Regions from separate parts of the Homo sapiens genome. Here region 1 is linked to region 2. Evidence: chromatin loops called from intact Hi-C (ENCODE). Cell type or tissue: endothelial cell of umbilical vein. All regions are shown on one strand. Links, peaks and the distances in the headings refer to the core of each region. The heading gives the core; the rest is flanking DNA. Region 1 overlaps GALNT2 (polypeptide N-acetylgalactosaminyltransferase 2). Region 2 overlaps GALNT2 (polypeptide N-acetylgalactosaminyltransferase 2).

Region 1 (16,506 bases), core at 4,337-12,336, 76 kb after region 2:
CATGTTCAGTGCCCTTTAAGTTAATATCCACTAGATTCTTATCAAGCTTGAAGGCTAAGAAAATGTTTCTCTCTCTCAAGAAAATGTTTCATTGTATTATCAAATGAGAACTATGCAACCCAACATGCTTCCTTTCTTGCTTTGGCTACCAAGATACAATTGCACGTTCAACTGAAGGAGCTCCCCTTGGCTTAGTGTCAGTAGACGTAAGCTGAAATGTATAGGGGGACTAGAGCACAATCGGCCAGCACTTTGGGTTTCAGGTTCTTGACCTATAGATGGGGGTAACATACCTGCCACGCAGGATTATGCTGAGCATTAAACTAAACACAGATGGCAAACACCTAGCCAGGATCCGGCTCCATGGGGGTGGGTGTTCAGTGTTAATTCTCCTTCATTCTTTAATTCTCCATCCACTTCTTTTTTCCTTCACCTTTTTATCCCTCATCCCCTCTACCCCCTAAATTTGACCCCAGATTTTTAAACTCTTATTTTAATGAATCTGTGCTTACACATAATATACTTTCTCTTATAAGCGGCCTCGAATCTTTTTAGAGATATATGTTGCTTAAACACGTAATAGCCATGCTCTACAAGTTAAAGGAATACTGAATAATGGACACAGAATTTAGAGATAAGGTTTAGAAATGTCACCCTTGGCCAGGTGCGGTGGCTCACACCTGTAATCCCAGCACTTTGGGAGGCCGAGGCAGGCAGATCACCTGAGGTCAGGAGTTCGAGATCAGCCTGGCCAACATGGTGAAACCCCATCTCTACTAAAAATACAAAAACTAGCCAGGCTTGGTGGCGCGTGCCTGTAATCCCAGCTACTTAGGAGGCTGAGGCAGAAGAATCATTTGAACCCGGGAGGCAGAGGTTGCAGTGAGGTCATGCAAGACCCCAGCTCAAAAAAAAAAACCAAAAACAAAAGAATTGTCACCCTCTACTATAAAGCCAAAAGAGCCAACAAAATGAATGACATTAGCCATCTGTGGTGATCTTTCCAGGAAAGAACTCAAGTCTGATGATTTAGAAAGTAGCTAATGAGAGGAGTTATGTCTCAAATTACATAGACGAGCCTAACGAAAATCAGAAAGATCAGTGCAAAAAAAAAAAAAAAAAAAACTAAAGGAATATAAGGTGAACTGTAATCCAATTAAATATAATACGTCTATCTCATGAAATCATTTTGCTGACTGATTACTAAAGAATGTTGAAAGTCAGATGTATTAGTCAGGATCCAATTAGAACGCAGAAACTACATAAGCTTTTTGAACAGAAGGGCTTTAATATAAATTGTTAACTGGGTAGAAAGTCAGTAACCAGGTAACTGGGTAGAAAAAGGAAAATTCTAGATATCAGGGAAGTAGCAACGACAGGAAGCAGCCACCACCCCTAGGCCTGAGGGAACCGGTTAGACTTAACCTTAGAAGCGTAGCCAAAGGGCCCTGAGGTAGAGACTTCCTTGGAGGAGTGGTGGGATCTGCAGGGAGTGTGGACGATGAGGCTGGCTGGCCAGTGCTGGGATAACTGAAGACTGAATTCAACAGCTACAGCTGGGGCAACAGGAAGCCAACAGGAAGGACCAAAGCCCCATCTTGCTGGTGCTTCTACCGCCTCCTGCTGATGGAGGTGGCCCGGAAGCCACTGGCAAAGCAGCTGGGATGTGCGGTCCTAGCTCCAACACTGCAGAACAGAGCACAGAGTCTGGAGCTGAAACAATAATTTCATAAATTACATGTTGGGATTTTTGAAAAATCAATCTCCATCACTACCCTAAGGAGAGGGTATTGATTCTATACACAGAAAGATCCCCAGAACGAGAAGGCCGATGCATCAAGATTCCTCAGACAGATGGAAATAGGCCAATAGAAAAGGTGGCCGATAGAAAATAGATAGAAATAGGCCGATAGAAAAGGTTTGCTGAGGACCGGGCACAATGGCTCACACCTGTAATCCCAGCACTTTGGGAGGCCAAGGTGGCCGTATCACAAGGTCAGGAGATCAAGACCATCCTGGCCAACACGGTGAAACCCTGTCTCTACTAAAAAAAAAAAAAATACAAAAAATTAGTATGTGGTGACACACACCTGTAATCCCAGCTACTTGGGAGGCTGAGGCAGGAGAATAGATTGAACCCAGGAGGCGGAGGCTGCAGTGAGCTGAGATCGTGCCACTGTACTCCAGCCTGGGCAACAGAGATTCCGTCTCAAAAAAAAAAAGAAAGAAAGAAACAAACAAAAGAAAAGGTCTGCGGAGTACACACACCCCAGGAGTGCTGGCTTTCTCAGCGAGGCACAGTTCTCATCAATTAATGAACTGTCATTCTTAGCAGTATCTTACAATTCTGATGCATGTAAACCCCAATCCCCCATTGATAACTCCTAGATGGAACTAATAACATTGAGTTTCCAAACCTATAAAACCAAGAGTGATGCCTTAGACCCATGATCATTCTCTCTCTCAAAGCTAAGTCTGAGATAGCCCAAGGGTCTCTCTCTTACTTTAACTCATATTTAATTACCTGTGATTTACACACTAGAAAATAAGATCTTTTGAAGAAAATAATAAGCTTCAACTATTTCTGCAAACGTGTTACACATACACAACCGCACAGAAAAACACAGATAGAAACCTTCAACTTCTTCCTGGATCAACTTACCACATTCCTAAGTTCTGACCAGCTTATTTGCCAACAGAAAATTCGAGTCCAGGAACTTTGGGAACCTCAGAAGCACCAGCCCTCCCCACCCCTCCTTCCCTTCCCATTCTTCACCTCCACACACACAACCGTTATTTCTCCTAAGAGTTAACTACAGAGACAGCAGGACACCAGTTCTGGTAGCAGGTCCACCACCTTCACACGGCATTTGCAGAGGCTGTGGAGGGGCAGCAGGCTCTGCTGTGTGCAATGCTTCATATCACCCACCCACCCCACTTCAGACTGGAAGACACGGTTATGTTTATTTTCCCCCAGAAGATAAGTGACTCACAGGCAGTTTGACAACAAATGTCAAGGTCCTTCAACCACAGAAAGTTCCCAGCATTTCCAATCAGTTGGGACATAATCCAGAAGAGGTTGCCTGGGATTATTTTTCCTTGGAAATTACATTCATTCTATCTTGGTGACAGACACCCACATATGGGGTCAAACTTTCCCTCATCCAAAAAAAAGATGATAATCAAAATCACAAGATACCACTTCATATCCATTAGGATGGCTACTATCAAACAACAGAAAATAACAAGTATTGGTGAGGATGTGGAGAAACTGGAACCCTTGTGTACAGTTGGTGGGAATGTAAAATTGGTGTAGTCACTGTGGAAAGCAGTATGGAGGTTCCTCAGTATATTAAAAAACAGAACTCCCATATGATCCAGCAGTTCCACCAGGTGTACTCCCAAAAGAATGAAAAGCAGGGTCTCGAAGGGAAATGTGCACACCTGTGTTCACAGTAGGATGAATAGCAAATGTGTTGCACGTGTTAGCAGCGTAATGTATAAACACAACGTTGTATGTCCATAGAATGAACTATTACCCAGCTTTAAAAAGAAAGGAAATCCTGTCACATGCTACATGGATAAACCTTGTAGGTATTATGCTAAGTGAAATAAGCCAATTCAAAAGGATAAATACTGAATGACTCCACTTACATGAGCTACCTAGAAGAGTCAAATTCACAGAGACAGAAGGTAGAACCCTGGCCGCCAGTGGCTGCAGGGAGGGAGAATGGAGAGTTACTGTTTTTTGGGTACAGAGTATCAGTTTTGCTAGATGAAAAGAGTTCTAAAGACGGATGGTGGTAACAATGTGAACACAATGTCACTGAACTGTTCACTTAGAAATGGTTATGGGCACTGCGGCTCACACCTGTAATCCCAGCACTTTGGGAGGCCGAGGTGGGCACATCACTTGAGGTCAAGACCAGCCTGGCCAACATGGCGAAACCCCATCTCCACTAAAAACACACACACACACACGCAAAAAACAGCCGGGCATGGTGGTGTGCACCTGTAGTCCCAGCTACTCAGGAGGCTAAGGCAGAAGAATCGCTTGAACCCGGGAGGCGGAGGTTGCTGTGAGGCGAGATCACACCATTGCACTCCATCCTGGGCCACAGAGCGACTCCATCTCAAAAAAAAAAAAAAAGAAAGAAAGAAATGGTTAAAATGGTCAGTTTTGTTATATGTATTTTACCATAATAAAAACTGTCGGGGGGGAAAGTTGATACATGCCACTACCTGAATGAACCTCAAAAACTATGGCAAGTGGAAGAACTCAGACACTAAAGGACACACAGTGCTTGAGTCAATTTATACGAAATATCTAGAATGGATAAATCCACAGACGCAGAAAGTACACTAGTGGTTGCCAGGGACTGGGGAGATGAGGAAATGGGGAACAACTGCTTAATGGGCATAGGGTTTCCATTTGGATGAAAATGTTTTAAAACTAGACAGAAGTGGCCGGGCGCGGTGGCTCACACCTGTAATCCCAGCACTTTGGAAGGCTGAGGCAGGTGGATCATGAGGTCAGGAGATCAAGACCAGCCTGGCCAACACAATGAAACCCCGTCTGTACTAAAACTATGAAAAATTAGCCAGGCATGGTGGCAGGCCCCTATAGTCCCAGCCACTTGGGAGGCTGAGGCAGGAGAATGGGGTGAACCTGGGTAGCGGAGCTTGCACTGAGCCGAGATAGCGCCACTGCACTCCAGCCTGGGTGACAGAGCAAGACTCTGTCTCAAAGAAAAAAAAAAAAAAACTAGACAGAAGTGGTAGCTGTACAACTGTAGTAAATGTCACTGAACTGTATACTTTACAATGGCTAATTTTATGTTACATGAATTTCACCTCAATAAAAATGAATTAAAAAAAAAACCCTGTCACACAGAACAACAGAGATGAATCTTGAAGACATCATGCTAGTGAAAACAAGCCAATCAGAAAAGGACAAATATTACAAGATTCCACTTACATGAAGCACCTAGAGGTGTCAAGTGCACAGAGGCAGAAAGCAGAATGGTGGGTGCCAGGGGCTGGTGAGAATGGGAGTTACTGTTTAATGGATACAGAGTTCCAGATCTGCAAGATGACAAAGTTTCACAACAGGACTACACTTAACACTACAAAACTGTACACTTAAAAATGGTTAAGACAGTAAACTTTATGTTACATGGTTTTTACCCCAAAAATTGTTAAATAAAGCAAAAACATTGGGGGCGGGGGGAGATGCAAATATGGAAAAATAGAATCCAGGATTGCTCAACTACTGAATACCCCAGTCCACCCCCATATTCATTTAGCCAAGAGCCTGTAAGAAAACTTGTATTTTTCTTCTGTTCTAAACTGTCACTTAATATCTGCTGTTCATCGTTTTTATTATTCTCAGAGCTTCCAGAGTAAGTACTCATAGCTAAAAGCATCGTCCAGTAATCCAGTAGGCATTTCATTATATGCCCATCAATATTTAACTCTGAATATTAAAGCAAACACCCAAGTATTCCAAAAGAGAAGACCAAGCTCAAGCTCAGAGCCCTCAAAAAGTCCAAACAGATATTCAAGGGCTCCATGACCATCAGCAGTTACTCCCAAAAGATGGAGACTCTCAGCGACGCCTTCCTAACCAGCTGTCCCCAGACCTGACTGCGTGAGAGTCATTCACACATGGGGAGCTTTTTCTAAAACACACTTGGGCCCCACAGCCAGACATTCTGACTGAATCAGTCTAGGGTGGGTGATAGGCATCTACAGCTCAAAGTTTTCCCCAGGTGTTCCTAACGTACAGCCAGATTGAAAACCGCTGGTTAACAGTGCGGGCTGGCAGTTATGGGGGAGTAAAGGCAAGAAAGACAGATGGCAAGGAAAACCAATTAAGATGGGGGAAGTGGAGGACAGCAGAAGGATCTTAGGCTCCTGCAGTCCTTGAAATTTAATTTTACTGCAGTAATTCGAGTGCAATCAACAGGCATATTCCTTCACCCTGCACATATTTCATTTGTGAAATTCGGTAATTAGTACCGGTCATCAGATGAGGGAGCTCTTAAAATACAGAAACTAAGCATGCCCCAGCAGGCCAGGCCCCTTCCCTATGGGGAGAGTGTGCACTGGTTTGGAAAGGGCGGTGCCAGATGCTGGCTTAGAGCCCGCTGCATAAAGAAGGGGTAGAAGACAGCTCCCAGCCAGGACCTTCCCAGGTGAAATACCTCCCTCCCTGGGATGGAAGAAGACCCCTCCCACACACACTCTACTGAGCTCTTTCTCCCTACGTGCCTGGTGTGGGTTAAGTGCTCACCAGGCAACATCTTGTTGAACCCTTGTGACAGCTTCATGCAGTAAACCCTGTGATAAACTCCATCTCGTAGAGGAGTAACAGAGACATAGAAAGGTACTTGTCTAAGGGCACACAGGTAAGTGGCAGGGCTGACACCTGAGCCACTCCATGACTCCAAAGCTCAGCACTGCCCACACCAACTTTCTAGAGCACTCTTAGTGGTCCCCAATAGCACAAACAGCATGACGGACGCACCACTGAGTACAAAGGGCTGTGCCCCGAACACATGAATAACAAGTTATTAATTGCTCTAAGAGATCCAACCCAGGAGATTCAGGCTGCAGCAAAATCCTCATTTCTGCAAAAGTTATGTCCTGAGCAGGGGTGAGCCAAGGAGGAACAAAGAATGAAAAGGAAAATAAATTCCCTTAACACACGGGGGAAAAAAAAACTGCTCACTTTACAGCTGTTTTCCTCCTTTGCCAGTAAGAACATCCCCCTAAAAACTGTAAAATGGAGAAAGCATCAATCTCCAAAGAGTGAGCAATGCAGACAGTTCTCGCACAAGGGCCATCTCTTATCTTGCCCTCCCTCTATTCCCTTGACTTAGGCATTTTTCCTCACTCCAACTCCCTCCTTGCCCTACCTCACCAGATAAAGGGCCGGCAGAATGACCAGGAGGTGCTCTGCTGGGTCGTCAGGCTGAACTAACCACCTCTCAGCCCAGAGCTGAGCAACGTGCTGTATCCCTAGTCACCATCACCCACCCTTTCTAAACCCTTGCTGAAATGCCTCCAGATTCCAGCCCTCCAGGAGCTCGTATTATTCTCTACCTACAAACTCGCCAAATAATTGAGAGCAAAATTTTCTCAGTTTCACCTCTGGCACCCTAGGAATACCAAGACCTGGATTAAAATCTTGTCATTTGTTCTGTGAATTCCATGAAGGTGGACGGAAATCTCTCAGCACGTTTCTGGTGGAACCCGAGTTCGTTCCTTAACCAGGCAGGTCAGCAAGCAGTTTCCAATCACCTTAGGGGCACTGATAGAGCTGTGGACATACGGTGAGCCCACTCTTCTGGGCTCCAGGTATTGCCTCGGGTTTCCCCAACATTTCACAAACATAAATCCATCTCCGTCCCATCTGTCAAACATCCTTCACCCCCAACGTCTACACCAGAAGTCAGTGGCCTATCAAAACAGTTCTGTAAGTGGTTGGCTAAGGTATAGAGCATTAAAATAACCAGCCAGGAGGAGCTCCAGAAGATCCAAAATGCAATGAATAAGAGAACCTCAGATGCCTAATCCTGCATCTTGCCTAAACAGGTAGACTGCCCCGGACTTCAACCTAGACAATCACAAACATTACCGCCTACATTCAGAACCATTTTCCAGTGATGAACTGGATCATGCCAGACCCCTAATGAACTCCTACAGGGACGGCACCAGGTCCAAGAAGCTGAAGGAGACCCAGAGCCAGCAAATGAGACACAGGGGCTTACGAGTGGGAAACCTGTACACAGGGATGGCCCAGTGGCAGTGGACTGGGCAGGAAAACTGCAACTGCTTGAAGCCTGTGGTTTATAAATAGAGTTTCCACCTAGCATCCTCTAACAGCCTCCACGGGGCAACCTTCATTTAACCCAAAACAAAGGGCCTCGCTCATCTGTATGCCCAGTGTTCCACGGGACAGGATAGGGGCTCAGATGTTCCTCATAAACAAGGAATGAATCTCCAGGTTGGCCACTCCCGGATTCCTTAGCTCAAAACTCCAAACACACATTCAGGTGTGTCTGCCCCACAGGGTCACTGTCAGGGTATGCTTCAGTTTTGCCGTCAGGTATGTCTGCCATCCGCAGTGGTGAAAGGAGAGTTAATAATAAAAACTTTTGCTAAAGAGAGCCAGAAGAGAGGAGATTGCTTACAAACAACTGATCATTCTATTCCTCATCAGCTCTCTCCTGTACCTCAGCATCACTGCACAATCTTTCTCCACTTCTCGGAGATGAAATGGCACCTCCACCTTTAGGGCACAGGATTTAAGGGCTTAACTTACAAATACAGCTGGGGTCTGTTCAGCTGCAAGAGCAAGGCAGCATGTCTGGACGAAAAAGCAGACATTCTTGTCTCCCCTAATCCCATGTTCACCCTGCACCAGGGAGAAAAAGCCAGACTTGCACCCAGAAATGATGTCAACTCCCAAGCATGCTGCCAAACCACAGCATGTTACCAGTCAGAGACTCAGCACGCAGATCCCAGCAGAAAAGGGCAAAATGACTTGGTAGCCCATAGCTGAGTCACCCAGCAGGCAAACAGCTGAAGGAGAGTAGGAGGGAGCCAGGGGCCAGGGATGCCTTGAACCTGTGAGGCATGGTCCCCCATGTGGCAGACCCTCCACAACCCTGGCTCTCAGCCATTCTCCCCCGAGCCCACCAGTCTCAGCCTCATCTCCCTCACCTAGCAACGTCTCGGTGCTGAGCCAGACACAGGAAGTGCCAGGGCAGACAAAATCAGATCCTAAATGCTCACCATCCCCCGGCTGTCTCTCTGACCTCACGTCCCATTCACCAGCTTGCCCTCCTCCTTTGGTTGCCCAGACATGCCAAGTTCATTCTGGCCCCAGGATCTCTGCACAGGATCTTCTCCAAGCCCAGACAGCCTTCTGCCACACTGGATCATTCTGGTCAACAGGCCTCGCCCACAGGTCCCCTCCTCGGCCCTTCCTGATGAGGACTCACCTCTCATGGAGCCCCACTTCACACTCTGATATTGGCGTGACCGTCCCCCAGCCTGCCCTCCTTCCAGAATATACATCCCTGGGCCCATGTTAGCCTGGCTCCCCACTGTCTCCCTGCTGTGGGAGGGGCCAAGCCTGTGCTGGCCTCAAGACACTCACAGTCCACTGGGACGCAGGGGATCAAATTAAAAATTACACAGAGGCTCCAGGCAAATCAGGGAAATCTCGGGTGTCCAAAGTGACATACAAAGGGGGAGGGCTGCTGGAAGTGCAGACCCTCACCTTCACAGGCATGTACGCCAACATCCGGGTGCTGATGGAGATGAGCTCAGGCCTGTCCACGGCTCCAGCTCCTCCATGTGCAGCAGGCACCATTTCCTTCAGCTTGCATGCAGGTCCAAGGACACAGACAGTGGGCCCCCTCCGGCCCCCTTCTATTGGAAGGGCTAACAGAGGCCCACCAGGATTTCCAACCCTTTCTTACAGAGTTTTACTTGGTCCTGAACAATCCAGATACTCCAAGTAAAAACAGAGTAACCCCCACTGTCATTCCTCTGAAGAAACTAAATGCTCAGTGCTGACCATCTCCTTACTCTCCGGACACCGTTTAACAGCAAGGACAGCTTTCTGAAGGAAAGATCAATGCCTTAAAATGAGGATTCTAAATTTTCAAACATTTTAACATAATGCAAGCATCAGGGGGCTGCAGGTGACCTTTCAAAGTTGTTTCTCAGATCATTTCCTCTGTTCTATCAGTCTGGCTTCTTGTTCCATCATTGGGCCCCCCAGCTCCATCATCCCAGCCCCCTGCTCCATCATCCCAACTGTCTGCTCCAACATCCCAGCTCCCTGCTCCATCATCTTGGCTCCCCGCTCCATCATCCCGCTCCCTGCTCCATCATCCCACTCCCTGCTCCGTCATCCCAGCTGCCTGCTCCCTCATCCCGGCTCCCCTGCTCCATCATCCTCGCTCCCCACTCCATCATCCTGGCTGCCTGCTCCAACATCTGGGCTCCCCACTCCATCATCCTGGCTGCCTGCTCCATCATCCCAGCTCCCCGCTCCATCATCCTGGCCCCCCCGCTCCATCATCCTGGCTCCCTGCTCCATCATCCTGCTCCCCACTCTGTCATCCCAGCTGCCAGCTCCATCATCTAGGCTCCCTGCTCCATCATCCTGGCTCCCTGCTCCATCATCCCGGCTTCCCTGCTCCATCATCCCGGCTTCCCTGCTCCATCATCCCAGCTTCCCTCCTCCATCATCCCAACTGCCGTGCTCTATCATTCCAGCTCCCTGCTGTTTCATCCCAGCTGCCCTGCTCCATCATCCCAGCTGCTCTGCTCCATCATCCCAGCTCCCGGCTCCATCATCCCAGCTCCCTGTCCATCATCCTGGCTGCTTGTTCCATCATCCTGGCTCCATGCTCCATTATCCAGTCGTCCTGCTCCATCCACAGCTGTCCTTATCCTGCTCTATCATCCTGGATCCCCTATTCTCTCTGCAAGTTCCCCTGATGTATCAGCCTGGATCCCCTGCTCTATCATCCCAGCTGTCTAACTAGCACTCCAGTGCGTATGTTCCATGCATATGACTTCCTATGAGCAGGGGCAATGCCTAGGTTTCTAGGCTTTGTCCACAATTTATATGTGTGCCTCCCTCTCCTGGCAGCCACTACACTCCCTTCCCGAAATAAATAAATGATACAGAAGTGATAAAAGGTACTCTCCTCTGGCTCAGCACTGAGGAAGTAGGGATAAGGAGAGTCGGCTGCAGGAGGAATGGCACATTGGAGATCTCTCCAAGGTAGGCCAACTCCAGAGGCCCTAGGAAGAGATGACCAGCCTGAATGGCTGTGGAACTGCAAAGGCAAGGCAGGGCTTAAAGCCAGACACCTATGAAATCACCAACCCATCAGCTCACTCAATCATGTCCATTAATCCATTAAGCCTGCTTTGTTCTACGGTGCCCCTGGAAACTTACACAGCACTTTGACCGATTAGAGAACCTTAAAAATGTAACCCAAATGTGACACCTGCTTCATTCAGCACCACAGCTTCACCTTACACAAAGAAACAGAGACCTTCCCAGATTGAAGGCAACTCCACATTGCCCAAAGGAGGGACACGGACTAGAGAAGAAGGATGGAAAAGCCTGCCTCACCAGGTGCCTCTGCACCCCGACTGACACTCCTAGTCCAAAAATTCACACCTGATGTCACCACTGACCTGCAGGTCTGCTCTAAGCAAGACCCGTCCTGGGTCAGAGAAGTCAAGCCAGACCAGCCCCAGAAGTACCTGCAGGAAGGGAGAGCAAGCACAAATAAACGTCCTCACTAAGCTCGTCAGCATCATCTTCATCAACTCACTAACTCTCTTTTCCAGACAAGGAAACGCAAGCCAATGTCCCACAGCTACTCCGTAGTAACAGCAGGATCTGAACCAGGTCTAACATGACAGGCCAGGCTCCCAACCACTGTGCCATCCTTCCTCGTCATGGTTAGCATGACCAAACGTGGGTTTTCACACAGGTCATTCCTCCTTAAAATCATCACAGAGTGTATCTATTGATCTGCAATCCAGTTGTGAGTTGTCTTAATTAGAGCCATCAGCAAAGCCACGTGAGCACTTTTCTAATTGACAGAACTAGTCCTCAGCCCTCACAGGGGGGCTTTGTTGCATTGCCACAATTATTAATTTGTCTTCCACTTGTCACTCATCTGCAGTTTCAAAAGCAAGCCAGAAACTGAACTAATGAAAGAACATTTCCTAATTAAAACCTTGCAGAAAAGTTTTCAAATTAACACGCTATATTCAGATAGTAACAGCTCAAGATGTTGAAAAATCCAATTGCCAATAAGAGTATTAAAAAATTAAACAGCACGCACTTAAAACCATATCTCGGTATAATTTTTCAAAGACAAGCTGGAAAAGATTAAGGGTGGAATTGGGAAATAATCTCCTGGCCACTGAACACTGGATGGGGAAAGGGTTCTGGCCTGAAGCTACCTGCAGAACCCCAGGGGCCACTCGGTCCTCACACCAGCTGGGGGGGACCCTGACCAGCTTCCTCATGCTGTCTGGGGCTCAGATTCCCCACCCAAGGAAGAAGCAAAGGGCTGCAGGAGCCCCTTCATCCTCACACTCCTTCCAAAACAACCCACCTACCTAGGAATGACAGTTTCAGGCATGGTCTGCGGAGGCTGGAGGCGCTTTCGAGGAAAGTAGGTTGGTTCACTTCAAACCTGGCAGAGGAGGCTGGCTCTGGCTGGGGAACAGGAGCCTCTGGGCTCGTGAATGCCTGCGACGTGTCACATGTGATGTGAGAGCACACTGATGCAGCTTCCCCAAGAACCCGTGTCAACACCTCCCCGCCTTCAAAGTGACAGTTGACATTAGCAACAGCAGTTAACACTTTTAAGCACTTACTATGTATGTACCAGGCACCATTCTGAGCATTTTACATAAACTAATTTATTCATCATTGAACAACCTGATGATAGGTGAATGGGGAAACTGAGGCACTGAAGGGTTAAGTGACTTGCCTGAGGCCACAGAGCTAACTGGATAAGCCAGAATGCACACCCAGAGTCTGCTCCGGAGCCCAGGCCAGTGGCCCCTGTGCTATGCATCCTCTCTGCCATGTCACAGCAGCCCCAGAAAGACACCCAGAGCTAGCTGTCCACCAAGAGCTCCCATGCACAAGCCTCCTGGGCTTCTGCTGTCAAACGAGGCTAGGGCCAGAAACAGGCAAAACTGTTTCCAAAGCCCCCAGTATGGATTTACAGAGTCACCCTGGCAACCTGCTGATGCTAGACCTTCCCGCTGGCACCAGGACCTAAATGGCAAGTGGTCAGAGCACCACTGCTTGGGACATCACACTGCTTCATGCACGGGGCCTGATGTCAAGGCCTGCTCCCTGGGTCAACAGGACTCGAATTTCTGCAGAAAGCTCCGACTCTGAACACACATCAGTCCTCCACCGAGGCCTCCCCTTCTCCACAGTAACCTAAAATAAAAACTTACATAGCTGATGAGAGCTTCGCTTCCAAACAACTATGGCACATTTGATAATGATGTCGGCGCTTTGCAACACTGGAATAAAAAAATTAGATCACCAAAAATATCCTTCCAGGGCCAGTACAAGGAAAATGACTCCACACACTCTCCACTGCCAGTTAGGGAGAAAAATCCTCTAAACTAAAACCTATGTCTTAAGTACAAACACTACTGCAATTATGACATATGCCAAGTCACATTTATTACCAGGAAGAGGGGAAACTTTACCTCTATCCCTTTTCTTTCTAAAACAAAGGACGCCAAATTCACATCTTCCTAGGCAAATGCTTAGTGACCCAGATTACTTCTTGACCCATAAGAATGTGTGAGCTCCTAAGTTACTGAAGTGCAGATGGAGGCTGAGCCTCAGCAACCCTCTCCATAGGGACATTCCTCATGAGCCCGTCTGCCTCCATGAGCCCAATTATGAGGCCTGGACAGCCACAGTTATGTTCCTTTCATGACGGCCAGCCTCAGGCCTGGAGCTTAGACCATCCAAGAACCCAGACTTGAATTACATTCTCCTCCCGGCTCTCTGCTTCTCGATCATCCACATCAGCAGTTTCAATAAAGGGTTAGTAGATCACCAGCCCCAGTAATCAGCACCTTCCAAGCCTGAAGCTGCAGCTCTGCGTCAGCAAGAGGGAAACCTGCTATTTGTAACCTGATGTTTCACGAACTATAGCTTTACTAAGACCAGGACAGCCAGGGCTGACTTTCTCCAGAGCCGTACTTTAGGCAGGTGGAGGAACACTGAAATTCTAGTCCCAACTTTGCTACTGCATGACCCGTGGGGCAGGCTAGTAACCTGTGGGTCCATCAGAAACTGTGTGTGAATGTGGGAAGAAAAGCTGTTCTTTCTCCCCAGCTGTTCATTCTCCCAGGCATGCTGAAAAGCAAGACAAATGAGCAATGGCTCTAAAGCATTTCAGACATCTCAGAGACAAAGCTGACATAAATTTGAAGTACCAGGAATTATACCTTACAGAAGATACGCAGTATCATAATTTGCCAAAATCTCTTATTGACAAATACCACGTAAAATAGCCTTTAGCATCAATATCTTGTTGGGAGAACCAAAAGGACTAACACATATTTATTAACGGTCTCCCACTCAGCTTCCCAAGTCATCCACAGCTCCTGATGGATAGCTTATAACCACAAGCAAAGCTGCCTAGCATGAGTGAAAAATCTGGCAGAAAGACTGAACATAAAGAGGTGCCTGGCAAATGAGAAGGGTGTAGTCAAGATAATAAAACATCTGGCTGGACGCAGTGGCTCATGCCTGTTGTCCCAGCTACTTGGGAGGCTGAAGTGGAGAATCGCCTGAGCCCAGGAGTTTGAGGCTGCAGTGAGCTATGATCATGATCATGCCACTATACTCCAGCCTGGGTGATAGGGTGAGACCCTGACTCTAAAAATAAATAAATAAAATAAAATAAAACATCTACAGTGAACTCTGGTGGGTAACAGGGTCTTTGGTCCACCGGGCAGTCTGCTTAGGCAGAAATGACCTCACAGACCGCCTGAGCTCATCCTCTACCACCAGAAACTGCACCAGGATTAGCAATTTCCAAAGAATGTAGATACTCCTCACAGAAGAAACAGCAACCAATGTAAGAATGCTTCCCTGGTGATACAGGTACTAAGTCAGGATCTAACGTGATCTCTGATGCTCCCTATGAAAAGAATCACTGTGGAATATCCCAAACTACAGAAGAGCTGTGAGGCAGAAGCACCTCTGGACTAATACGATCACAAACCCTTTGAGCTGCTTTTTACAAAAATACTAGTTTTCAGCTGCTTCTTTAATTTATGCTGCATACATGAGTAAATATCTTTTTAAATTTTTTAAATGAACTTTTCAAAAGTACACAAAAATAAAACAGTAGAATGAACTCCATGAACCCACTGGTCAACTTCAACAGCACATCTGGCTTCTTCCATGATCCCCCCCCAAATACGACACATTGTATCCACAGTTTGTATTGTTCTTCAAAAAATAAGGATTTTTAATAATATAACCACTAATAAAGTAGGAATTGCCTTAATTGCAGATGTGCAACCCGCAGATATGAAGGCCCAACTGCAATGTGACACACGAGAAAAAGAAAGGCTGTAATTGGTCAATTCTAAGATGCCCTTTCCTCCACCACCCCCGACTGGAATGCAGCTCACAATCAATGACGTCGGCAATGCTATGGGCTGGGCAAGGCCCATGATGCATTCTTACCAGCCCATGCTCAATCATCCACATCTGCAGGACATATACGTCAATGGCTTAGAAGAAAATCCAAGAAACGACAATGAAGCAAGCACTCTTAATCCCTAAAAACCAAATCATGGTGGGATAGGAATGGATGGTGAATTGAGGAGTTAGGCAAAATTCCCAGAAGAGTCAAAGGCTGGCTACCTCGACTTCATTGCCAAGCTGTCTTCAAAGTCCAGAACCAATGGCTCTTAGTATTTTTATGGATTTTTTTCCTTAGGAAATGCTACATCACCAGCGCTTTTGGTGGCACAGTGGATGACTCTGTTTGAAGAAAATAGGCACTAACATCTGAGTCAAAAAGTGACTCAGAGTGCTTGGACTCTGAAAAACTTTTAGAACACTTTGCTCAATGTATTTCACTTGTATTTTCCTTTGTATCTATCTATGCCCGAGAGTGATATATGGAAAAATTGATGTCTCGGTCTGAAAGAGCTCTTTCAATAAGTAGAAAATAAGAATGCCAACTGATAAGAACCCGTTGTGTCACAGGTCAATGGACAGTGTTTTTTCTTTCCTAGTGGTCCACAAAATAATGGCATGTTTGACAAATAATGGCCTCTCGGAATTGATGAAAAAGTTGTATTCCAGACACAGGGGAAATTAGTGATGATCAAAAGTGAGACAGGAAGACAACTAAGTGAGCTCCCTGGCACAGGGGATGGGGCAGGACAAGGGCAGGAGGGGAAGGAGAGTGCGGCAGGGCAGGCCTTTTGAAGGTCACAGAGCAAAAGCTCAACATCTAGGTCAAGGGGAAAGCCCCAGAGGCAGCAAGGAGGAAACAATGAGACTGGGAGGCATCCCACACTGGGCCAACCCTCTCATCATCCAGGACAGCCATACAAATGCCCCTACCCAACAGTCATCTACACTTACCCAAATACTGATAACAGAGTACTTAATTCATGGGCATCTCCAAAACACAGGCCTTTAATTTGCACCGGCTCCTCAAGCTCTCACAGGGCAATTTAGCTAAGAAAGACCCTTCATTTGAAGTGCGTCATTTTTCTAGGGCAGCAGCCTGTCAGAAAGAAAAGAGTTCACTCCCTGGACTGGTCTCTGACGCAGAGAGGAAGAAACCTTGATGGCCACTCTTGAATGTGAAGGCCTCTCAAATTACCTGTTCTTTTTCCCGCCATGTAAATGCTCCAGTTGTTTTATCCAGAAGTACA
Region 2 (16,506 bases), core at 4,002-12,001:
TTGTTTACAAATTTATGCATATTTTACTTCTGTGGTCTTCCTCTCCCAAACCCATAACTCTCATCTAATCATGAGAAAAAACATCAAACAAACCCCAGACGAGGAATATTCTAAAAAATCCCTGACCAAGCCTCCTCAAAACCGTCAAGGTCATAACAAAAAAGGAAAGTCTAAAAAAATGTCACAGTAAGAAGACATAATCACTAACTGGAATGTGGTATTCTGGATAACATATTAAAACAGAAAAAGAACACAAGGGGATGTTGTAAAAAATCTGAATAAAGAGAGAACTTTAGTTAATAACATATCAATACTGGTTCTTTACAATAAATGAATCATACTGATGTAAGATTTTAATAACAGGGAAACTTGGTATGATATATATAGGAACTTTCTGCACAATGTTCCCCATGTTTCTGTAAGTCTAAAACTGTTCTAGAAAAAAATAAAATTGTAAAAAATTACAAAAATGTGCGCATAATCCTATTTACCTAAAGGGAAAGCAACTACACTGAAAACTCCTGGGCCAACATCCGTCAATCATGTATTTCCTGGGTGCCTGTTCATTTTTAATGGAAATTTTAAGCCCTCTTGCCTCCCTCTTCGTTCAAGAAAACTCAGGTACAAATCTCTTGATAAATGCTCGAAAGCCAATCTTCCAATGAGAATAATCAGCTCAGCTCCGGGGACAGGAGGGGCAAGGCCTCAGAGGAATCTATTCCACGCCACCATCCTCTCTTCAAGAGCTGCCAGACCATCCTAAACGTTTTAGCCCAGAGAAAGCGAGCACAAGGGATGCCACTCGCATGCAGCTTTTCCTCATTCCTAGGTCTAAGTAAGAGTTTATGAAGCAGGTCAGCTCTTAGCTCCTGGTGATAACTTCCCATTCCTGAAGGCAAGAACAGCAGGTCCTTTAAGAGATGATATATAATTCTAGCCCTAAGTTAGCTGAGCGCCCGACACTTTAAGGAGTCTTTTATGGCTCCATTTTCTAACACTTGCTCCGAGTCCACCGCCTCCCCAGTCAGGGGGTGGCACACAAAGCCCTCTCTCAACTGCAGCTCACTTCTTGTTCTGGGTTTCCCAACCACAGCTGAAGCAGGTTCTTTTACTTTAGAAAAATGAAGAATTTCTGCACACTGGACTAGAAAATGTCTCTTTACAAAAAAAAGGGGGGGGTATTTTAGAAAATTATTTCCCATGTGATTTATGTAAAAATCAATTGCATTTTAAAAATTTAAAAATAATCATTGCCAATAGGTAAGAAAAAAAGGTGGGAGGAGAGAGGTGAAGCCCTCAGGCAGCACTTGGTGATGAGCGGGGCCCAAGGGCCACAGTGGAGCAGCCGCAGGGAGGCCAGCAGGAGGCAGCCTCGTCAGCCGGCCAGGCTGCAGCCCTGCACATTTCACACCCGTGCTGCTCCACCGCCCCTTCCTCCCATCACCACGGCGCTCCTCCACGCTCGGCAGTTCCCTGACCTCCATGTCAATATCCCCGCAAGGCTGCTTTCCTCCCCACTTCACCTCAGCCCACAAGCAGGTCTCACAGAACTAAAGTGCAATGCTCCTTGTCACCAGTAGGTGCCACCATCTCCCATGACCACCTGGTTAAATCCTTCCCATGAGGGCCTAACTTCCATACAACTGGTTCCTTCCTAGGCCTGCTCTGTAACCACTGAGTCAGAACTGGCTCCATGCTGGGAGTGGTGGCTCACGACTGTAATCCTAGCACTTTGGGAGGCCAAGGTGGGAGGACAACTTGAGCCCAGGAGCTCAAGACCAGCCTGGGCAACGTGGTGAGACCCTGCTTCTACAAAAAATTTTAAAAATTAGCCAGGTGTGGGGATGCACAGCTGTAGTCCCAGCTACTTGGGAGGCTGAGGCAGGAGAATCACCTGAGCCCAGGAGTTTGAGGCTGCAGTGAGCCAGGATCGCATCATCGCACTCCAGCCTGGGCAACAGAGTAAGAGACCCTCTGTCACCCCCCACCACCAAAAAAATAAAACACTTGACTCTGTTTTGAAGAGCATCTCCAAGAAAAAAAAAAAAGAGTCTCAGAATGATATGCAAAGAGCCCCAAGAGGGCTGAGGGTTACAAACGAAATGGAAAATTTGTAATTAAGCTTCTCCCCTGACTTATCTCATCACAAATCATTACAGAGTTGGAAATTCTTGGCAGTACAGCCCAGGTACAGCCAACCCAAGTGTGAGTGAGAGGGACTAATGTTTATTCAACATCCACCCCAGGCCTAGCACTAGCATGTTCTCTCTTTTACTCCTCATGACTCCCCCACTACAGCAATTCTCCCCCATTCTGAGGTTCTCTGTACAGCAATTACCCCTTATCTTCAAAGGGAGAAACCTCAAACTTCAGTTGACTTCTCTTTGGGTACCATTAGAATTAGATCTGGATTTTGGGAAAAGGGAAGAAAGCAAGGAAGTTGGGGGAAAGGAGAGGCTTTCCCAAGCTGCCCTGGGAGACAGCAGATGGCAGAGACCAGCACATCACACCCACTGGTCACAGCAAGAAGGCAGAGACAAGACATGTCCGCGTGCTCACTGAATCCCCGGAGTCCACTGTCCTGCTGCCATCTCTCCATGGCAAGGCCAAGGCTGTGCAGCCTCAGGACTGATAAAGCAGGCATTTGAAAAAGGCCTGACAAATCCTTTCAAAGTTGGTAAAATGATATGACCCACGTGGGATATTTAGAAAGATGGTGAAAGTAGCTAGAGATGAGAAACACCGTGTGAGGCACACCATGCAAAATGTGTGCTATCTGCACCCAAGAAAAAGAAACTCATGAGTGACGCTGCGGGGAGGAGTGCCTGAAAAAGTTCCTAACAAACAAGAAATACATAGGGACTGTATGTTTCTTTTTATTCATTTAAAATGTACATTTTCTCATTAACATTTTCTTTGCTCAAGGTTCAGCAGCTATTAGCTGTGTGACTATTACCCCAAAACCCTATAAGGATTGTCTTAATCTATTTTTTTCAAAAGGTCTTTTTTTTTTATTAATTACAAATTGTTCTTTCACAAAGGATTTGTGCAGAGGACACTGTCATGGCTTATTAGACCACTTTAAAGACAGGTAAACACAGGGGTTAAGGCGGTTCATACAGTCCCATCAAAGCCCAGACTCCATGTCAACCTGATCCAAAACAGTGGTCTTTCCACAGTTGCAAGCTCTTTTCTTAAAAGGTTATTTCAATCAGATCACAGTAGCTGAGTGGAGCACATTCACATCATGCCTAATATGAGTGACCTACAGCAGGACTCCATACAGAAACCTCCAGCCCTGTGGGGCATCTATCAGCCCTCTCCAGGGGCTCTGGCTACTCCGAGGGCCTCCCTCCCTCTCGAGTGCTGCCCTGGGACAGGTTGACCAGTGCCACCCAGGGACAAGCTGTGAGATCCCCTACCTCTGGCGCCACTTATTTGTAAGTCCATTCTCTGCCTTCAACAGCTGGGACATTCTCCATACTATCTCAATACTTGGCATCACAACCAGGCTGCAGATGTCTCACTACCTTATTTTAAAAGCAAAAGGACACAGTGTAAATTAAACCTTATCGGAAAGCAACTTGGCTTGGCATCCAACATCAAGAACTAGAAAGCGACTGAAAATCTTTAAGCCAAGAAATCTCACTTCTGTAAATTTATCCCAGTGAACTAACCTAAAATAAGGAATAAATCTTATGCACAAATACTGCAGCATTATTTATAAGAGAAAAAACAGAAGAAACTTAGAACATTCACCAATACAACGTTAATTTCTGTTAACAGCCCCTTCAAAGAATACTATGCGCCCATTAAAATTATAAAGATCACAGAGCCACATGCAAAATGCTTACGTTAAATGAAAAAGCAGGAGACAAAGTTTTATGTACACAATGAAACAACTATATAAAAATCTGTATCCATATGGATTAGCCTGGAATGAAAGGCACTGGAATAAAAATGATTGTGTTAAGAGTGGAGAATGATGAGTGTTGGCTCTCCTTCTCAGACTTTCACATGTTCTTTAATTATCTTCATGAATTGTTGAATAGTTTTAAAAATTTAGCCCAGATATGTTAAAGTTGGAACTTCGACCTTATGCAGTATTTCACATCATTAAGGGATCTTATCTGGCCAGTGGTTCCAAATGCTGCCCAAAGCCACTACAGGAACCTATGGGGCAGGGGACACAAAAGCTGTTTCTAGAAACAGGTGTGAGCTGACCTCTGCTTTTAAGGTTTGGGGTCCAGGCACTACTGTAGAATCTCAGGTAGCCTCCCTTCTCCCTTGGAATTAGAAAGAGGGCTGAGAGGCCAGGCGTGCTGGCTCACACCTGTAATCCCAGCACTTTGGTAGGCCTAGGCAGGTGGATCACAAGGTCAGGAGATCGAGACCATCCTGGCTAGCATGGTGAAACCTCTCTACTAAAACTACAAAAAATTAGCCAGGCGTGGTGGCGGGCGCCTGTAGTCCCAGCTACTCAGGAGGCTGAGGGAGAAGAATCGCTTGAACCTGGGAGGCAGAGGTTACAGTGAGCCGAGATCGCACCACTGGACTCCAGCCTGGGCGACAGAGTGACTCCGTCTAAAAAAAAAAAAAAGAAAAAGGGCCCAGAGACCGTGCTGTCCTGGGCAAGAAAGAGATCACATGATCGGATGCAGTCCGCCAAGCCTGCTGAGAGGCTCATCTCCTCTATGTACATCACTTTCCCTACTGAATCTTTGCTTTCTCCAAGAAACGGGTCAAACACCAAAGTGATCTTGTGCGCTTATCACCGCTGTTAGCAGTAAATGTGTACAGGGAACTCGGGTGCTGACAGTGCATGTACGGGCAATCACACACACAAGGAGAGAAAGCAAAGCACCGGCCTCTACTGGGTACTTCCCCATGGGCCCGACGGCCCTTCTGCCCCCAACCCAGAACATGGAAATAACAGCAACAGTGATGCCACCCTCACAGAACTGGCATTTACCAGGGATTTTCCAAGTGCCAGGCATTGTAGAGGAGCTACACGTGTGCGATTGCAGTTACGTATGTGTTCTTCACAGTATCTTTGAGGTATGGTATTTAATACCCCTTTTATTAAAAAAAAGATGACAAAACTGAGACCCTCCCAAAAAAAACAAAGTCAAGAGCACACAGCTAACAGGCAGTGTATCCAGTGTCACATCAGGCTGTGACTGGCCCAGAGTCCAGGCTCCATCCACCACCCCCGGCCAGTTCTGGGACAGACAGACTGACCCCGTGTCCATGTGGTTGGGAAAGCTAAATCCAATAAGCTCACTGACACCAAGTGACTGGCACAGGCCTGGCCCACAGCAGCCAAGACAGTCAGTGGGGACTGTCCCTCTTTCCTCTTAGCTTCCCTGGTCCAACTTCAGAAAACAGTAATTTTACCAAGATCTACTTTTAAAGGTTGCTTCTCCTTTCCACACACTTCGTCTCATTTGATCCTGATGGGAAAGCTGAAAAGACAGTGAGCTGCTGTGAGCAGCTCGGGCTTCGAAGGCAAATTCAAATTCCTGCTCTGGAGCTCGTAGCAATAGGAACCATGTTTTCTATCCACTGTGATGTGGAGGAATTAAATAAAAGGACATACATGATGATGCTAGCAGTGTCTGACACACAGAAGGCTCTCAACAAAAACTGAGCCCAGAGCCACACAACCGCCTGAGAAGTTACACCACACCTCCCTCATACAGCTGGAAACGCTAAAGCATGAGAGATCGCCGGAGTGACCTCATCCCATGCTCTCTGATGAGCAACAGCACTGGGAACAGTCACTGCTCATCTTTCCACTGCACCTCAGCCCCACGGAGTCCATGGAATTCAGGAGTGGCCAGTGGCCCACAAGATGTGCGCACTCCATGGAACTTGTTCCAAGTGGGGCCTGGATCTCACCTCACTGCACATGAAGGTTGGGGGATTTAACAATTCCTTTGACAAAAGTTTGTTGTTGTTGTTGTTGTTGTTGTTTTAATGCGGAGTTTCAAAGAACATGTTTAGCTGATTCTTATCTTTCTGTAAGCCAAAGATTCACGTGTCCACTGACTTAGAAATGCAGGGGTCAAGGAGAACTTTCCCCATCACCCTCTGAAGGTTCACTGAAAACTCAACTCGAAAAAGTCAGATTAATTAGAGAAAAGGCATACACATTGATTTAATGTGTACACACAGGAGCCATCAGAATGAAGACCCAAAGTTACAGGGGAAATTGTCCATTCTCATGCTTAAGTTCAACACAGTATGGACAGTCATGTGGAAATGTGACTGGACAAAAATGGTAGGTTCCAATGCCAACAGACCGAGTGGGGAAGCCCAGCAAGGCCTGTCCATCTAGATTCTTCTCAGCCTCTCTGAGCAGCATTCCTTCATTCTGGGTTGGGGCAAGACCCTCTCTGGAATGGAGTGGAGGGGTGGGTCTTATGACCTACAGTCAAACAGTTAAGTCACATACTGTTTTTATAAACAGTATTTACATAGCAAGGCAGAGGGAAAGTTAGAGCTGCATTTTCAGGGTTGATGGCTGGCTTTGGGGAAAGCAAGTTCTGGTTCCTAGGACCTGTTTTAGGGAAGAGGGATTCTAGCTTCTATGGAGGGAATCTAGCTTCTAAGGGCAGCCTTGGGGAGAAGGAGACTGGCAGCTGGAGGGCAGGAGAAAGTGAAAAACTTTTGCTTCTGAGGCCTTCATTTTGGGATATTGTTTTCTGAACCCTAAGGGAAACTAGAAAGAACTATATTTAGAATTCTAAAACTTTATAAATTATTCATCCATCTTAGTAGCATCACCCGGAATGCTAAATTCTCAGAGGATGAGAAAGAGTGTATGGAAAATGTGTGGAATATGGTAGGTGATCAGATACAGGAGCTTCATCCTAACACCCTGAAGAACCCGGCATGTGTTGGACCAGATGAATTAAGTGCTGGGAGACTTAAAGGAAGGCTGGTTAGTCTTCAGTGCTTGTGAAAATCTGCAAAGATCACTTGAGTCAAATCTATAAGAATGTGGAAACTCATTCACGTCTATACAAGCTTGTTCAACAGTACTATAATCCTGAATCTTACCAGCAAAACCAATGAACTGGAAGCGCCAAGATTTTTTTTTTAATTTTTACAGAATTTTGCTGGTTAGTCTTACTTTAATAATACCCCATATTATTCCAAAAAGGATTGGGTAGCTTAAAACAAAAGATCTAAATAGAAACACAAAAGAAATGGAACATGGTGGTTGCAGAAATGACCAAGTAAAGATGCTGTGGTCAAGTTGAATTTTTAAACTCTGAACTTCCCAGAGACAGAAGTAAAATAAGTAATAGAAACAAGAATTAAGGTGTAATGAGATCAGTTATGGCCCAGAGACTTCATGTATAGTCTCAATTAACTTCACAACAATCTCAGGAAGGCAAGTATCATCATATCCATTTCACAGATGAAGAAATGGATGTGAGTCACCCGCCAAAGGCACAATGGTCAGAGAGCAAGTCAGAATCTCAATTCAGGCTGGACTTTGAAGCCTGTGCTCCAACCAACCATATGCTCACCATCCAAATAAAGTCATGAGTATCTTAAGAGAGACTGAAATTCAGCTGCTAGATTCCAAAATGTGCCATGAAAAGAATGGATTTTGGGGACTGGACTGCAGTGGATTGGAAGTGGCCATATTTCTTTGCCACGTCTGCACAGACAGCTGGAGTCGGCCTCTGGACTAGGCCATGTGATTTGCTTTGGCCAATTGGATGCCAGCAACCACGAGGCAAGGAGGGGCTTAATACACACCTGCACATTGGACATGCCCTCTTAGAATGCTGCCCTGAGACCACCATGGTGTAAGGAAGCTGGTCTATGCTACTGGGGCATGTGGAGAGTTGAGGAGCCCCAGACAATAGCTAGCAAATACTATAGGACACGTGAGGCCACCTTGGACCAGCCAGCCAACGCTGCTATCACTTGACCACAAGGCACACGTGAGCCCTGGGGAAGTTAGCAAAAGGACCGCCCAGACAGTCACAGGACTGTAAGAAATAATACATCATTCCTGGGTTAGGCCATTCCACTTGGGACAGTTTGCTAGGGATCAAAGGTAACTGAGACATGAATGCAGAGTGAAATAATACAGGAAATCCTCAACAACAACTTCACAATAGATAGGAAGTAGACTGTATATGGCTGTTGCCCATAAAAACACTGGAGACACAACATGAAAGGGCAGTTCAGTCAACAGGACTCTGTATGGAGCAAAATCTAGTACTATCCACAGTTTGTACCAAAAAAAACCCTATTTGGGGTATTATATCCCCTTCTGTAACACAGAAAAAGGGTCTAAGAGAGCCTGCGCATCCACAGGGCTTTTTAAAACAGCTTTTGAGCTTTAAGAGCCATCTCTGATAGAACCAACTTATTCATCTGAAAGTTTCGTGTTTTTTTTTTTAGATGGAGTCTCACTCAGTCACCCAGGCTGGAGTGCAGTGGGACCATGTTGGCTCACCGCAACCTCCATCTCCTGGGTTTAAGCAATTCTCCTGCCTCAGCTTCCTGAGTAGCTGGGATTACAGGCGCCCACTACCACGACCGGCTAATTTTTTTATATTTTTAGTAGAGACGGGGTTTCACCATGTTGGCCAGGGTGGTCTCAAACTCCTGACCTCAGGTGATCCACCTGCCTTGGCCTCCCACATCTGAAAGTTCTTTTGAGTCTTCTGCTAGGAAGAAGAGATGCAGAGATCATTGTATACAGGGAGGCCCTGGCCCTCAGAGATCAGAGGTGAGTGCAAGGCATGGTGTGTGATCCTGGCCACGTCCAACGCCCTTCCTAAGGCTCACTCTCGCCTACAGAATGGGGATAGTGGTCAACAGTCAGCACAAAGGATTTCTGTAGACACCTGGTACAATGCCTGGCCCATCCTACATGTTTGATAACATCAGGGATTGTTATTAGCACTAGTGGAAAATCTTGATACTAACAGTAGAATCATTTCACTATGACAGAGACAATGGGTTGGAGAAGCACTTCATGGAAGGGAGTGAGGAAGGACTATGAGATGATGGTGGTCATCCTGGAGAAGGATAATCGTCTGATCAGTGAGCAGAAACTAAGGACATTGGCCTAGGAGTGGGGAGGAGGGAAGCACCTGGGTGGTGCGGCTGCTGGATTCAGACGACACCCCACAGAGAGGACTCCCCACTCCCCTTGGCAACTCTTGGCAGTCCCAGAAGGCACAGCAGCTGACTCCTCCAGAGTAGGAACAAAGCTCTAGCAAACAGGGATCCAGCCAAAGGCCAGCCAAGCTGGCACTTCCAACAGGTCCACAATGAAACAGCGATTCAAGGAAGAGGAGGGTCATTGCACCCAAAGCCAGCCAGCCTGCAGGTGGGGGGAGGTAGACAAGGTATCTTCTCCCTCAAGCTGACCGACAGGCACTTGGCCTGCATGAGACATGCAGTCTATCACCTTCACCACGTACAGCCTGCCCAGTGGGAACCACAACGGCTCGGGGTGATCTGGCACCCTCAGGTCACTGCACACTTCACGGTTTCCCCCTACCCCATGTAGGCTCAGTGTGGACCTCATGGCCCAAACTTAGAGCAAAGTGACCGTCCCCTCCCCTCTGAGAAAAGTATGACACATCTGATCCTCAACTAACCGGACTTTAGTTTTAAGCCTCTCTTTCAGAATAGGTAGAAATGAAAAGCAGGGATCCAAACAAAGAAACGAAATAATTGGGTGAATTTCTCCGGTTGACCTAGCCTCACACTCAGGGTCTCTTTCTTCTGATCCTTCTAATAAACTCAGGGGAGTGCTGAACACTTTAAGAGAAAAAGCAGTAGAAGGCTTTGCCTTCGTGTGCAAAGATGAGATATCATGGGCATTAAATGTGATTGCGGAGAAAGGAGCAATCATGGACCAAAACCCTGTCAATTCCCAGGTAAATAAAGCCTCACATCAACAGCAAAGGGTGCAGCCAATAGGGCAGGGGTACAGCGTCCTTTCCCACGGCTGGGTAAACTCAAAGGAATGTTTGCGGATTACAGGTTAAAGTGTACGCTTTTTTGAATGCTCTGTTTCAACCACTACTCTCTCTCTCATCCAAAAGCAGTGTCAGCAACCTCACCAGACACATGCCACCTGCCCCTTCACCTACTTCAAACATCTGATGTAAGAATAATAAATTGCTGCAGAGGCCACTGAAATCCAAAGCGGCATGGGGGCTGGGGCACTGCTCAGACACACTAGGTCCAAGGTTCAATCCTCTTTGTTGCCAGCTATTCACGACCTCGTGTGCAAACGAACAAAGCCTTTCAGATGGCATTCATCCAACTCACTTGCAGGCTGATGGTACAAAATCTTTATCTGTGATGGGAGGTGGCGGGGTGGGTAGGGGGTTGCAACATGCAAGAGCTTCCAGAAGGAGAGAAAGGACCTGAAAGGCTGCTGATTTGCAAGCCTGACTTGGTTTACGTGGAGGGAAATGACAGGAACACTTACAAGACACTTTGCCAGAGCCCCAGGCCTTCTGTCCCATGGGGCATCTCCAGTTCCGTGGCCCTGACCAGCTGCTTCCACTCTTGTGGATACCAGGCTCCCTGGAAGAGTCTCAGGTCAAGAGAGGGAGCCCAGGCTAAAAAGATTTTGCAGGTCATAGTTGCTGTGCATAAAGTTTGGCAAAGTGCCTCAGGAGGCCTCCCTCTTACTTCTATGTTTAGCTTTTTTCCAAAATAAAAGTTAATGTTTTCATGCCTTAGTTTCCCCATCTCTGAGAAAAGACAGTGCATATATAATGTAATCAGGTCTAAGCTCCAGTCTCTCCAGAATCCTACAACCAACTGCTGTGTTCAGGCCTTATCTACAGACTAGAGAACTGCACTAGTTCCTGGCTGGAACCTCTGGCCTCATCTCCCCACGCTACTCATCCCTCACACAACACGAAATGCCCCCTTCATCCTGCCCCCCTGCTACCCGGGCCTCCCGAGGGCTCTCTGTGTTCCACCACGCCCCATGCAAACATTTCCCTTTCAATGCCTCTGGAGTCACAGTTCATCCTACCCATTCAACCTGATCTGTGCTCAGTTCTGGCCTGTTCCATGACGGTTCTCCACATACAACAAGATCCTTCTCACTTCCCTGACTTGGCTTATGATTTTTTTTCTCTGCTTTTAAATTAAAAGTATAATTTACATACAGTAAAATTCACTCTTCTTAGTATCCAGATCTGGGAGCTTTGACATCTGCATATAGTCATGCAACCACCACCACAATCAAGATATAGAACAGTGCCACCATCCTCCAAAACTCCCCTGAGTACATTTGTAGTTAACTCTCTTCTCCAGCCCCTGGCAATCCTTGATCTGCTTTCTCTGTAGTTTTGCCTTTTCCAGAATGTCATATGAATAGAAGTATACAGTATGTAGCCTTTGGACCTGGCTTCTTAATGCACATAATGTACAGAGATCCATCCACATTGTGTGAACCGTGCTTGTCTCCTTTCCACTGCAGGAGGTATCCCGCCACATGCTGCATTCCACCATGTACGCAAACCACAGCTTGTTCATCCATTCCCCAGTCGTGGGACAGTTACGTAGTTTCCAGTTTTGGCAAATATGAATAATGCCATTATGAATCCCAAGAGCACATAAATTTCCATTTCCCTTGGATAATATCTAAGGGTGGGATTACTGCGTTGTATGAGAACATGTGTTTAGCTTTATAAGAAACTGCTCAACTATTTTCCAAAGTGGTTGTACCATTTTGCATTCCCACTGGCAAGGGATAAGAGTTCCAGCTGCTCTATGTCCTTGCCAGTACTTGGTGGCATTTTTGCTTTTTTTCCCCCCAAAGCCACTCCCCTAGGTGTATAGTGACATAATGCAGCTTTCTATAAGTTTGCTATAATGGTGCTTACGACACGCCAGGTATCATGCTCAATGGTTCACACACATCTCAATTAATGCTCACTCAATACTACACAGTAAGTTCCAATGTTTTCTCTGCTTTTAAATGCATCTAAACTGAAGTGGCATCTGAACCAAGGTCAAATGACCACAGTACACGAGGCCTTAAATGAGAGCCCTCCTGGGATGGTCTTATTTACTCCTGCAGGGATTCTCCACAATTCTCTCAGGCTCTGACTCAATGTTACCTCTTTCGTGATAGTTTCTCCAAATCAAAACATAATACAGCCCAGTCTGACCTTGCCTCTTACTGCACTTGATCAGCTCTCTAATGATAGAACCAAAGTATTTTCAAAACAGTTGATGTTTCTTATCTCCCAAACAAGACGGCTAGCTTCCTCAGGCCAGAGGATCTGTCTCCCCAACATTTCATCTTCACATTTTAGGGACTGACTGAAATGAATCAGAGTGTGTAGACAGTGTTCTGACATCAAAGGATGAGATGTGCTATTAAAAAAAACCACCACCAACTTGCTTACCATGGCCCCGAGTTCCACATTGCTTTCTAAAGCCACAACCTGCAGGTTACATTCTGCCCCTGCATTAGAAAGTTAAGCAAATTTAACTGCAGAAAATGTGATAGTTTAAGGGCCAAAAAAATAAATTGATCCGTGACAAACGATAATAAAATATCCAGCATCTAGGAAGCATGTTGAAAATGCTGGCAACTTTATGAAGGAATAATCAATTTTAGGAAACGAACGTTGAAGGTAAAGAAACGCAAAAAGGAGTCTCTTGAGTGAACTCACCAATGAATATATCCTACCAAGGACAAGCTGACTTCCCTAGGATGACATTGCAAACCAGTGTGGAAGCCAGAAACAGGCCTAAAATGACACGGTGAACTTCAGCCATGTAACCAGCCCAATATGTACAATGCAAGGAGTTTTCTCCCCAAGATTCAGGATCCAGGTCTTTGCTGTAAAACACACACACACACACACACACACTCTCTCTCTCTTTCTCTCTCTCTCTCTCTCTCTCCCTCGTCTGCTCCCCCATCCCAAAACCGCACCGTCTCCAGACATCAACCCCAGAAGGTCATCACCACCCAGAGGCCAGGTCTACGTGGTATTCCACTTGTATCTAAAATCAATGACTCTCTCTTCTCTTCCCCACCCTAAAAACACAAAAGCTTTACTCTTCTATCACCCACCCACAGACTGAGCCCCATGACCAGGACACAGTCTCTCCCACCCAGACAGAGCCCACCACACAGGCCCTTAGCACTGATCCCATGGTTTTCCTGATCTGACACAATAGTTCCCTCCCCTCTCCATGTGGCAAAATCACTACAGAATTAGTCCTTTTAAAGCAAGGCTTTTGTCCTCCACTCAGAACTCCTGAGTGAACTGGAGGTTGACGCCGAATGTCTTAGCGACCCTCAGAGTGCCCTCACGACCTGGCCCTCAATCTAATCTCTCTCTTCCAGTCAGGATGGGCCATTTGTGATCTTCTGTGGGGTCCTTTGTGCTATGCACTTGGGAGCCCAGTTTTGGGGTTATAATCACTCTTTCTCTTAGAAATGGTCTTCAAATGACAAAAGCTCCAGTCCTCACAAAACCTAGCTCTGCCCATGGGACTGTCCTGGGAGAGTCCTGCCCTGTCCCTCCCAGCCCCAAAGGAGGAGACCCTGTCCTGATTCAGTCATTCCTGATCTGTTTTGGAAGATCCTGAAAGAAGCTAAAATTTCTTTATCTTGACCCTCTCTGAATAAGGCAGTTTTTAAAACAGCTACAGGTTGAATTGTATTCCAATTTTCAGTTCAAGGACAGCCAGCTGAAATGATGACCGGGATTAAGAGATGAGCTATAATTAGGGAGAGGCCGGTCTCTCCCGGAGGTCAGCGGCTGCAGGCAGGGCCCACCTCCGAGCGAAAACCTGCAGGGAGCCCTAGGCAGCCAACGAAGAACAGGGCGGGCAGGAGCCAGCACAAGGGCTCTCACAACCCCATGCAGGCCCCAAACGGTGACTGCCTCAGGACTTCCGCTCCACAGATGTGAGAGAAAGTGACGCTCTCACACAGAAGGGAAACCGAGGACCTGGGAAATACTTCCGCAGAAAACTGCACGCGGAAACGGGGTGGGGGGTGCATGCGGCGCGGGGCAGCCTCATCTGGGAGGACCCTGATGTTTGGAAACCAAAGCCCCAGCCCCAGACCAAGACCCCATCCAGCAAAGACCCTGTGGTCAGAGAAAGTCTTTTTAAGTGCTAGTACGTAAATATTAGAACTGCAAGGGGCCTTGGATGTCATGCCAAATGATAAAACCACAAGTTACCAATGTGATAAGGTGAGTTATAAATAACCTGACAGAGACTACCTGAGTAAGTATGCCAGGGCTGCCATAATAAAGTACTACAAACTGGGAGGCTTCAGGAACAGAAACACACTTTCTCACAGTTCTGGAAGTCTGCGCTCAAGGGGCGACAGGGTTTGTTCCTTCCGAGGGCCATGGGGGAAGATGCTGTTCCAGGCCTCTCTCCTTGGCTTAGAGGTGGTGCCTGTTGTCTATTCTCTTGTCACTGTCTTCCCTCCACGTGTGTCTGGCTCTGTCTGAATCCCCCATTTCATAAGGACACCAGTCATACTAGAGCCCATGCTGACGACCACATTTTAATTTGATTATATCTATAAAGATCTTATCTCCAAATAAAGTGACATTCTGAGGTCCTGGGGGTTAGGGCTTCATTGTCCCATAATACTACCTTCTCTCCCAGAAATTTCTCAGAAGGGGCAGAATAGGCAAATATAAGGGGGTCCAGAGATCTCTCACCTGTGCCGGTTTGGCACATTCCTTCTGACTCAAGATTATTTCTTAAAAATACCAACGGCATCAGCTCTGTACCAACTCGGGGAAAGCCAGAGCAGAGGGTGATGAGCTAAAGGGCCGGGGTTTCTTTTCTAGTAAGAATGTGGCCCACGTGGAGAAAAACTTATCCACTGTGGACGAAGGGCCTATGTCTCCACTGCAAGTGCAGGGTGGACGGCAGCTTGACTTCTGACAAGACTGAATGGTGAAATATTGAAAATGTACAAAATCCACATCCCCGTTGCACAATGGCAATATGCTCTTGGCCTCACAGCTCACCAGACACTGATTATGCAAGCTCTTTTCAAAAAGCACTGAGGCCCCAAGAAGCTAATCTGACAGAGACTTATTATTCTCCAAACAATGGGTGAAAAGAGAAACCATTTCTGAGTCTTTATAAGGTAGACACCCACGCAGACAGACCCACACGATAAATCTGCATGAGAGTTTGTAAGAGGCACTGGGCACCAGTAGCTTTTTTGTTGTTGTTTTGTTTTTACCAGTAGCTTTTATGAACATATCAGTTCCACCAGACCCCTCCACAGAGTGAATGGTGAGTGCCACCAACCAGGGGCCCCCGAGGCCACGCCAGGAGGCCCAGGAGTGGGAACAAAGGCTGTAATCCATCTCCAAGAGCGGAGTGGCCTCGGCCAGACAGACTGAGCTCACTGTGTCTGACAAAAGAAACTTTTCACAACTGAGACCTCTGGGTTGGAATCATGAAAAGAACTCAGGGGCGTGGGGCTGGAAGGGTACTTAGGGGCCTGATGATTGGTGAATCTGGAAGGCGTCCTCAGATGTTCTCGATGAATTAATTCCCCAGCCCTTTCAAAAAACACCACCAAGGCCACTGTAATGCTTGCTTCTACACAGAAAGCATTATGGGTGTTTTTTCTTTTTCTCTAATACATGAAAATGTGCTTACTGTGATTAAAAATAAAACTAAAAACGCAAAGAGACCCTTAAAATGTTGAAGGCTGACCCCCCATCAATGACTGTTTAAGTGTGTAGGTGTCCAGTCTGACTACAGAAACACTCCCGCATGTAAGGAGAAAAGAACCGATCATTAGCAGACATCTGAGTTTGTCTCAGGCATGGCAATGGGCCTATTCATTTTCATTCTCTCATTTAATTTTATCTCATTTAAATGTATTCAGGCCAGGGGCAGTGGCTCAGGCCTATAGTCTCAGCTACTCCACAGACTGAGATAAGAAGATCGCTTGAGCACAAGAGTTTGAGATTACAGTGAGCCATGATCACGCCACTGCACTCCAGCCTGGACAACACGGTAAGACCTCATCTCTAAAAATAAAAATAATAAATAAAATGTAAATAAGTATTCAGAAGGACTGAACGCAGTTTAGCCAAGTCACCAAGTATTGATTATGCTTCACTCACAGTGGACAAACACACTGAAGGCACAGAAAGATGGAGTGATTTTCCCTAAACCACAGCCAGAGAGAAGGCCATAGATACAGGCAGCAGGGCAAGAAGCTAAAGCCTGAGGAAGCAAAGGAAGTCCAAGAAAGGTGAGCAAATGAACATCACGTTAGAGCCAAGGACAGGGCTGGCGCAGATGGTCACTGCCTCACAATGACAAGCGGTTCAAAGAGGAAGCTACCTGAGAGTGGACGCAGGCTGAGGAGTGTCCCACTCACACAAAACACGAGTCTGTGTAGGAGAAGGATTATCTAGTTCTCTCATAGCTTCTTCTTATTTCCCTCCTGGCTATGCACTATCCTAGCAGCTT

What was found. Hi-C counts contacts between places; a loop is a spot of excess contacts. Peaks named below come from ENCODE experiments on the same cell type or tissue, not always from the same donor. Only the 100,000 strongest peaks of a DNase experiment are listed, where the experiment ranks them.
Region 1: a loop joins it to region 2, with 4 times the contacts of the local background. A loop is called at or near these places in 3 of 110 quality-filtered maps.

Annotation. Positions count from the first base shown.
Region 1 is chr1:230,076,796-230,093,301 of GRCh38, reverse strand. All of the region lies in intron 1 of GALNT2 (polypeptide N-acetylgalactosaminyltransferase 2), which reads right to left. Among named protein-coding and RNA genes, the nearest start is that of GALNT2, 18 kb to the right of the region's middle. RefSeq lists an enhancer at 8,498-9,039. In endothelial cell of umbilical vein, for the core only: no CTCF peak of the experiment used is centred there; a DNase peak (open chromatin) is centred at 8,501; H3K27ac peaks cover 1,951 bases.
Region 2 is chr1:230,152,635-230,169,140 of GRCh38, reverse strand. All of the region lies in intron 1 of GALNT2 (polypeptide N-acetylgalactosaminyltransferase 2), which reads right to left. Among named protein-coding and RNA genes, the nearest start is that of GALNT2, 94 kb to the right of the region's middle. In endothelial cell of umbilical vein, for the core only: no CTCF peak of the experiment used is centred there; a DNase peak (open chromatin) is centred at 8,050; H3K27me3 peaks cover 536 bases.